Linked DNA regions of Homo sapiens: region 1 is linked to region 2. Evidence: read pairs that join two places in POLR2A ChIA-PET (ENCODE). Cell type or tissue: GM12878. All regions are shown on one strand.

What was found. Peaks named below come from ENCODE experiments on the same cell type or tissue, not always from the same donor. Only the 100,000 strongest peaks of a DNase experiment are listed, where the experiment ranks them.
Region 1: POLR2A ChIA-PET joins it to region 2 with 7 read pairs; 1 of 35 experiments calls an interaction of 5 or more read pairs at or near these places.

What each region holds. Positions count from the first base shown.
Region 1 is chr9:24,042,539-24,047,538 of GRCh38, reverse strand. It overlaps LOC124902327 (a long non-coding RNA gene), which reads right to left and starts at 1,324. Exons shown (of 2, transcript XR_007061897.1): 1 at 1,230-1,324. In GM12878, no CTCF peak of the experiment used is centred here; a DNase peak (open chromatin) is centred at 2,842.
Region 2 is chr9:23,583,123-23,588,122 of GRCh38, reverse strand. All of the region lies in intron 11 of LOC101929563 (a long non-coding RNA gene), which reads left to right. Among named protein-coding and RNA genes, the nearest start is that of ELAVL2, 240 kb to the left of the region's middle. In GM12878, no CTCF peak of the experiment used is centred here; a DNase peak (open chromatin) is centred at 1,019.

The DNA.
Region 1 (5,000 bases), 460 kb before region 2:
ATTTCTAATTCCATATGCATTTCCAGCACTTCGTCACTCTCCGTCAAGAAACTGATTCTATTTCCTCATCCCCAGAACTGAGCTGGCCTTTATGAATGCCTACATGGTTAGAATGCAGCAGAAGTGATAATGCATGACTTCCAAAGCTAGGTCATAAATAACAATACAGCTTCTCTCTCTCTCTCTCTCTCTCTCTCTCTCTCTCTCTCTCACACACACACACACACAAACACACACACACACACACACACACACACACACACCCTTTATCTCTCTCTCTTTCTCTTTGTCCTTGAAATCCAACCACCATTTTGTGAGAAAGCCCAGGCCACAGGAAGAGGCTGTGTAGGGTGTAGGAGTGTTCTGACCAACAAGTCCAAAGAGATCCTCTGGCATCAACCACATGAATGAATAAGACTTCAGTTATTCCCAGCCCCGACTCTTAATTCTTTCAGCTGAGGCTCCAGCCACTATAGAGCACAGACAAGTCATCCCATTATGCTTTGTCTAAATACCTGACACATAAAAATCATGTAGGATAATAAATGCTTATTGTTGTTTTAAGTCACTAAATTTTGGGATAATATTTTTTAAATAACAGTAGATTATAAATACACCCGTCCCCATTATAACTATCTTAATTGCATAATTCTCATAAGACCTATTACTTACAACCATATTGACCACCCAGATGTTAAGGAACTTAATACAGACTTTAGTCTCTCAGCTTTCACCAGTAAACTCCTCTTACTATTTCTTTCCATGGGCTTCATGCTTCGAAAGAGTTGATCTACTTAATAAGCTACAATATATACACATCAATCTGCTTTTCTTTTTCTCATTAATCAGATATTCCATAACTTTGATCAGGACGAAATAATCCAAATTGACACACTGTAATTCTAGTCAATAAAATTCTAGTCAAACACAAAGAAGTTGGGAATATTGGATTGTCTATGCAGCCTTATCAAAAATATTTTTTGATTACCTCCCCGACTCTGAGAACAAAATATTTTGAATATTTACATACTCTTAATTTGAAAACTACTGCCACAGATGATAAAACATAAATAAAACTAGATTGAATACTGAAAGTAAAAGTGTTACTGACATTAATAAGTTAATGTTTATTGCTTGACTCACTAATCCATTGGTAACAATGAGGAATTTAACCACCTAATACACTTTTGGAACCTATCAACAATAATCTTAAAAAAAAATTATCTTACCGTGGGCAACTTGACTTTGGTGAACTACAGGCAAAGTTGGCAACAGGAGCAGTCCCATGATTACTGAACAAGAGACGTCACAGCTGCGCTTTATTGAGCATCTAATGTGAACCAGCAATATGAACGTGTGATGTTGATTGGCATACTATACTTGTATTTTATCTACACACCCACAATTTATCCAATCTTTTTGACCAAACAGGTAGTGAGTTCAGGCAAACAACTAATAATGTAATTTTTAAAAATCAAATGGTTTAGTATGCTTGGATTGAGGCTTTGTTTAAATAACTAAACCAGTTGAAAATTGTCAATACAGCATGAGTCTTTCCATTTTATTTTCTACTTGCCTTTTCCACAATCTCTTTCCCTGAAAGTGTTTTTATATTCATTTCAATTCAACTAATATTTATGTAACAGTGGGAAAAGTGCTAAATATATAGAAAAATATAAACCAGCCATGGCCCTTGCCTCAGGGAGCTTATAGCTTACAGGGTGATACAAATAAAGAAAGGTTACCCAAAGGCTCAGAGGAAAGCTATTTGGGCAGACTGTTTGCACAGATGGCCATAATAATTCTTCCCATCCTGTATCTCTCCCTTTTGCAATGTGACTTTGCCAATGCTCCCATCAGGAAGTGACATCAATTTCTCAATCTCTTGACTCTGGGTTTGCCCATGTGACTTCCCTTAGTCAATGGAATATTTGCTAGCATAATACAAGCAGAGAATTGAAATGTGTTTACACTCTGGGGTTTGCCTCTTCCAGATGCGATTGCAACTCTAAGACCACTATGAGAATGAGCTCCAGCTCACCTGCTGGAGAGGCCACATAATGAAGAATCAAGGAGTTGACAACCTGCCAAACACCAGACATATGAGTGAGGTCATCTTAGATCATCTAGCTCCATCCGAACTGTCAGATGACTTGGGTTATATGATTGACCCCAGGCAAGACAGATGGTCACAGTACCACTCAACTTAGCCCAGCACAAATTGCTGACCCACATGATTATAAGCAGACAAGCAATTGTGGTTTTAAACCACTAAGGTTTGGTGTGGTTTGTTCTGCAGCAACAAATAATTAACGCAGTCATCAAATCCAGACTCAGAGTGAAGAGATGAAAAGGAGTTAAAAAGACTTCTAAAAACCTATGCATTTAAGAAAGAGAAAATACGTAACACAACACAGACAGTAAAGGAACTTAAATTCTGAAAGAGAAGACAGACAGCTATCATTACAATAACAAATTTTGATCATTGCCATGATCCCAGGTGGACAAAGCAGGGGTTTGTGGTAGCCAGGTTCTAAGACAGTCCCCTCCTGATCCTTGCTCCTTTTGATCCTAGGTGACCAATAGAATATGCTAGAAATGATGGTGCATAACTTCTCAGGCTAGATCAATGTACTGCAACTTCTACACTGGATTCTTGAATATAAGCCAGCTGTAACGCCACGAGGACACTCAAGCAGCCCTTTAGAAAGGCCCAAGTAGAGAGGAACTGAAGCCTCCCACCCGCAATCAGCACCACCAGCCAGTTACGTGAGAAAACCACCTTGCAAGTAGATCTCCCAGTCCCAGTCAATGCTTCAAATGACTCACCCCAGTCAACATCTGACAGCAATCTCATGAGGGACCCTAAGCCAGAATAGCTTAGCCAAGCCGCAACCAAATTCTTGAACCACAGAAACCAGGAAAGACAGTAAATAAATATTGTTGTTATAAGCCACTAAGTTGGGGTAATTTGTTACACAGCCATAGTAACTAATACAAGGAACCTGGACATCACATAAACAAGTCCTGAGAAAAGAGGGTATCTGTATATATAGCAATTATTCTCTTGTTCAGCATTATACCACTTCAATTCTCAAGAAAATATGATCACGAATCATTCTCTGGAAATTCTCCAGGAGAGCTGGTATTTCTGTTAATTCAACAGATAGAAACTGGTTAAATAAATTATTTCTAATGTGATGTTAATAACCAAGCCTAAAACACAGTGTATTTTTTCAGTTATGAGTAATTCAGAAAGTGTCAAGTAAGTAGCTAGGGGAGACAGCATGAAGTTAGAGAAGTTCTGGGACTTATATCTTCAGCAATGTTGTCATGTCATTAAAAGTCATTTCTGTTCTTTCCTATTGCTTAAAAGCTCTGCATCTTAGCAGGAGGGTATATTGGTAGAGTCTCTAAGGAAAATAAAATTCTTATAACAATGATAATCATAATGTGATGTGATGAAATATCTTTCCCTAGAGTTTTTGAAAATCAAATAGGTTAATCCCTGACTGAGAAAGAGGAAGGTTTTTCTCAGGGCGGGAATGGAGTAGGGGGAATTTTGAAGTCCATGTGGACACAACAATTTTCCATGGGGTTTCCTGGCATATGATTCCTAACCCTCAAATTTATGACATTGGTGAGGCAGTAAAAGACAAAGCATAAACTGTGGAGAACTATAGAGTTAAACAGAGCCATGGAGTTAAATCCTGTTTCTTGCTCTGCCACTTTGTCTTAGCTCTGCCACTGTACTAGATGGCAGGATCTAAGTTACTGAGTTAATCAGCCTGCACCTCTGTTTTGCCACCTTAAACAGACAAGAAACCCCCTTATCAGGAATCATCAGGCAATCAGAAAATTATAAGTATATAACTTAAATATTTTATTTTAAGCTAACATGTATATCCATTCATTGGCCAATAGTTTGATTTAGAACCAAGGTCTTTTATTCAAGAACTTGGGATTCTTTTAAGTGGAATCAAAATTTAAATAAAATTGGGAAGCCGTTGTGAATGAAGAATTTGTCTCAGATTTTATTATTTTCTCTCAATCTTTTACAATTGCATCACTCATACTTAATTTGGCTGAATATCTTTGTACCTTCCCTTTATTGTCTTTTCATCCAGTTTAGGTTTCATGGAAATAACAGTTCTATTTCCACATTTATATTTACCATTGGCTTATGTGACAATTAACATAATTATATAACTACAGTAACATGTTCAATTGGTATAAAGAGGTTTGGAAACTACACATCTCTAAACACAAAACTCAGTGATTAGGAGCAGAAGTGTGCAAGCATAACAGAAAGTAGCCCACTAGCCATGAATACTGATGATGCAGTGAGTAACAATTTGTACCTTTTACAGAAACAATGGAGAACATCAGTTACTTTTCTAGGGTGTTTGAATGTAGCTCTATTGAGAGAGCAACTGCCATATCTAGTGTGGGCTTTAAAGTCAGAAAAAAAAACCTGAGTTTGGATGTGCCCTCTGCCTCCTGCTAGTAGTGTGACTTTGGGCAGACGCAACATCTCTGAATTTCTGTTTATTACTAATATAGTAGAGATAATAATACATAGAATAGTGTAAGAACTTGTGCCTGGGTTTCAATCTATGTCTGCCATTTATCAAGTGTATGATCTTGAAGTAAATAACTTGTTCAATCTCGCTAAACCTCAGTTTTCTCACATATGAAAGGACACTAATGATTGTACCTACTTTCCAGGGTTGTTTTGAGGACTTAATGAGATAACATATATAAACCGATAAACCCAGCAATTGGTAATTTGTAAACTCTCTTGCTGTCGTTTTGGCTAAAGTTGGAAAAATTAAATTAGGCATGGATATAAAGTATCTCATAAAGTAGCTCATAAAGTTTCTCGTGCATAGTTGACATCCAATAACTGGAGGTTATTATTAATATTATTAAATGTTAATTTGGTAATTCTTGAAAAGTAACTATTACTGCCAATCTCTTCACAGGTGATCTATCACAGA
Region 2 (5,000 bases):
GTCTGGATATCCCCCTGCCCACCAGAGGGTGCTCCATGCAGAGGCAGTAAACCATGGTAATAGACTTAAAAGTAGCCTGTGGAGCCCTAAGTTCAACTCTTTAGTTACTCTTTTAATTTAGCCAAGTTGCCTGTCATTTTAGAATAGGAACAATGGGATAATACCTGCTTTGCCTAATTGTTAAGATTAAATGAGTTCATGTAAGTGAGAGCACCTAGCTCTAGTCCTGGCATGCTATTGGTACTCTGTGAATTCCCTCCTTCTTTTACTTCTTCCTATTCTCCCATTTCTTCTCCCTGTTGTAGAGTTTACTCCCTTGGCTTGGGTCACGAGAGGCTTCCTCAGAGCAGGATCACGTCACTTGACCTGTCTCAGGGTCCCTTAAATCTCTAGGGGTTGTCACTCTAAATATAGCTTTTGGATGAACAAGGAAATGCAACCAGTCAGCAGCTCCTAGTGGCTTCACAAAAGCAGTTACTGGCAGGGAGCCCGCAGTTAGAGAGTGTGGAGACAAGAATAGTACTCAAGGCTAGTTCAGGGTTCTTTCTGCCAGTTTCTGCTGCCACTGCACATGTGGGCACAATTGGGGATTAACTCTTCCCTTCTGTAGTATAGCCACAGCCACAACTTTTAAGTATGAGCTCAAATTCAGTTCCTTATAGAAAAATTATTTTCTCATGCTTAATAAAAGGGCACAGTAAGTCCACCTTATGACCAATACCTTTGTTTACCATCCCAAAATTATAGATTACAGGCCTTTCAGGTTGTTTACTAGGCTGCCTTGTCTATCCACTTAAGCGAGTTTTGGGGAGGCCCAAATGGAGACATGCACCTCTTGAAAAGGTACAGACCGTATTTTAGCAGACACTTACTTAGTTATTCCTCTAGTTACTTTAGGGATGATTACTGCTTTGCCATGCTTTCCCAGACCACTTAGCTTTATTGTAGCTGATTGCACAGAACTAAGATACCAGATCACATTTGGTCTGCTTCAGTGCCTAATTCATTGGTCTGCCCTTGACAGAAAAGGGGAAGTATCTGTTCTCTCACTCTGATGATTAGTGGCAGTTGATATAGGTCACTGGCTTTCTGTGTCTGTGTCTAGTCTGGTCTGGGCATCTCAGAGTAATTCTTGCTTTCTGGAAGCCAAAAGGAATAGAGCCAGAGTATTAGGAAAAAGAAATTACTCCTATGGAAAAATAAAAACCAGCACCACATACCCAGAAGATCATTGAGTGGTTTTTTGTTGTTGTTTGTTTGTTTTTTTCACTGAATAAAGTAGAAGTTTGGTTCCAGATATCAGCTGCTTTCTCTTAAACAAGCTTGAGGAACATAGTATACCACTGAGATTGAGAGAGCTTAAAGTGCAGGATGTTGAGCTGAATAGGAAATTGTCATGTCCCAGGAGGGAAGGCAAGAAGAGAGATTCACGAATGGCATTCATAATTTAAAACTTCAGCTATTTAATGAGCACTTTCTTTGTGCTAGACACTGTTGTAAATGCTTTATGTGCATTATTCTACACTGACCCTCAAAACAAACCTATGAGATAGGTGTTATTCTTATTTTACAGATGAGGAAATTGAAGTTTAGAGAGGCTAGGTCACCTGACCAAGGTGACTCCAGTAAATAAATTCAAAGTTCTATTAAAGTCATAGTATATATCATTATTTTTATCAGTTAAAAATATAAGAAAGAATATGGTTTACTCAATTGTCACTTCTTAGGAGTAGAAGCATTTGATCACATTGATTCAAGTACTCACTACCTAAAAAGGTGCCATCGTTCCTGACATGGCTGAAGTGTGGATTTACCACAAGAAAGGTAAATTTAGAAAGGTACAATTCAGGCTGGTCTGCTGGCTCTCCCTTCTACCCCTCCCGCCCATATGGCTGCACATCACCTTGCACTTCTTTAGCCCTCTTCACACTGCACTGTAATTGCCTAGTGGTCTGACAGCCCTTTAGACTGAGTGACCTAAGAGTGGGGTGGGAACCAGGTCCTTTTCTATCTCTCCAAACACTGGATACAAGGCCTATAATAAAGTAGTTCCTCAGTAAATGTTTGTTGGATGAAAATCAGTGTATTCAGTGAGCCAGTGAGCTAAGTCTTTTATAATGAATAAACTCCAGATTATTTAAGTATACATGGAGCCAACAGGGATTTAGCACAGAGTATTAGGAAACAGAAATCTCTCCTTTTATGGAACTACGTGGACCTACAGATGCTCGTTCAGAAAAAAATCATTGAAATTTTAAAATGGACTTATATGGAAATATGTAAACACAAAGTTTACATTGTGTCACTTTTTGGACACCTTCTCTAAGGGAGTATTGGAATATAGCACCCAGTCATCCAGTCAGTGAGAACTGTATACTGTGCCTGTGTGGGACATCAAGAAATACAGGGGATTGCTAATCCTCCTCAAGATGTGTGTCAGGATGTGCTTTTCAAAACACTGTCTCAAAATCACTGAAATCACTCCATCAGTCACAGACACCTGAACAAAAACATGTCCTTTTATGTCTTTATACAACTGTTCTGATATTGGGGTTTTAAATATCAACATAAACCTTGCCAAATTCTTGAGGCTTATGTGAAGGCTTCAGTTCAGCCATTTGTTGTTCGAGTATCTTCGTCCTGTCTGGCACCTTGGTTTTAGAAATAGACACGGCAGCCTCAGAAAATGGAATATCCATAAATCACTTATGATGATGGAGTGTGACTTTATTTTCGTGATCATTTTTGCCCAGGTGCCTGTTACTGTGTTACTAAAACAGAAGTAGACACTATTCCACTGTTTGGCATAGAATCTTGACAAAGAACTATTTGCAGAGGAACAGGCTTAGAATCTTAGTTTGTTTCATTATCACCAAGAGTTTCAAGGTTTGAAGTGTGCATCCTGGTAGGGTAAAGTGTTTGGGACCAAGATCAACTACCTTGCTGAGAGTCCAGAGGAGGAACTGCTTATTTCTCATAATGGTCTTGAAGTAGAGTCTACCATGGGCTGTCTGTTGACACGCAGCATGCACAATAAAGAACCTTCAGTTTTAATTCTTGGTGGCAAAGTCACGTCCTATTCTTTGGTTCTTTTCAAATCCAGATTGAGAAGTCTGGCTTATGGAAGAGCCTGCCCAACTCGTGCACTTCCACTTTCTGGCTTCATAGCTGGTGCTAGAGATATCTGTCCTTAAGGTGTTACCATGAAAGTCTCCTGCTATTTCATGAATTTATATTCTTGACCTAGCTCAATTGTGAGTGCCATAAGGGTGGCAACTTATCTTTTATTGCGTGTGTATTTTCCCCACAGCACCTATTACAACATTCTGAGTGCAGAGAAGTTCTCATTGAATATATTGACTGAATGACCAAGATATTTGGAAACACATTGGAGTGGTGACACGATGTCAATATAATCTCTGGCTTGTGGTGAGAAACATACAGAATTTTAGCTATTGTTTCTCCAGATGCTCTGGTGTAGAGTAGTTGTGTTGTTTTGCTTTGTGTCATCTGGCCTTACCCTCCATTCCCTTCCCTTCCTTTTCTTCCCTTTTCCCTTTTTAAAAAATTTTCCCTTGCTTTCCCTTCTTTCCCTATCATCTTTTTAAGAAAATATATCTGCATGGTTCTTGAAGACTTCTCAGGGATATGAGGATGGAGAGTTTAGTATAGCAAGATGTCATAAGAACAATGTATGTTCCACATGGTTTGCCTCTCAACCTTTGAGTCTCAGTTTAGTTTTGTGTAAAATGGGGATATGACATCTGTGTTGTGGAGCTGGTTGCAAGGATTAGATATTTTAAAGGTGCCTAATGTTATTAGCAATTGGCATCAAAGGAGCTCAATAAATGGTATAGATTCTTTTGTTGCTGAAAATTTTGAAATTAATTTTTTTTTTTTTTTTTTTTTTTTGGAGATGGAGTTTCGCTCTTGTTGCCCAGGCTAGAGTGCAGTGGTGCAATCCCGGCCGACTGCAACCTCTGCCTCCTGGGTTCAAGCGATTCTCCTGCATCAGCCTCCCAAGTAGCTGGGATTACAGGTGCCCGCCACCATGCCCAGCTAATTTTTTTTTTTTTTTGTATCTTTAGTGGAGATGGGGTTTCACCATGTTGGCCAGGCTGGTCCTGAACTCCTGACCTCAGGTGATCCACCTGCCTCAGACTTCCAAAGTGCTCGGATTACAAGTGTAAGCCACCACGCCCAGCCTGAAATGGAAATTTATAACTAATTTTTGTTACTCAAATGAATTATATGTTCAGTCATTTCTATTAAGCTGTTAAAAAATGGAGTAGGATGACACAAAAAGGCTCTACTTTCTGTTCCAAGAATATTTTCCACACAGTTTTGCAGGTGACAGGAACAGACCCACACAGAGCATGCTGTACTGTTTGGTACACAAGTCACTCAAGCTATAATCCTCTGTTTTCCTACAACATTATTCATTGTTTTAAAATTCTTTCTGTGTGTGATAAACCTATTTCTTTTTGCTTTCTAGATGAGTATAGTTACATAAACCCCTGAGCGTGAGAGTATGTGAGTGAATCAGTGGGCAAAGGATAAGTGTGAAAGTTACTGTAAAATATTAGTTGGATCCTTAACCTACAGTTAGTAATACGTAAGTGATGGAGAACGAAGGTCTTACCTATTTGACTTGCTTTAGCGTATGAAGGGTAAATATAACAATTAAAGAGCTGATCATGATTATTCAGAATAAGGAAAACACATTTCTCAAGACTAATTTTCTTGATTACCAGTTTTCAGATTGATGTGACTTTGACACAGGATATTTCTACTTGGAGCGCATCTCAAAATATCTTGTACTAATATAGCTTTCGTTCTATAAAATTTGATTCATCAGTAGGAAATCTGTCATAAGAGGAGAATATGAAATTCAACCATAAGCCGACCTGAGTTAGAAATACAGCTCTACCATTACTAACCATGGGATCTTGTGGTGTAATAAAAAATATAAACTTGGTCTTTGCCCCTGGTTCCTGGCA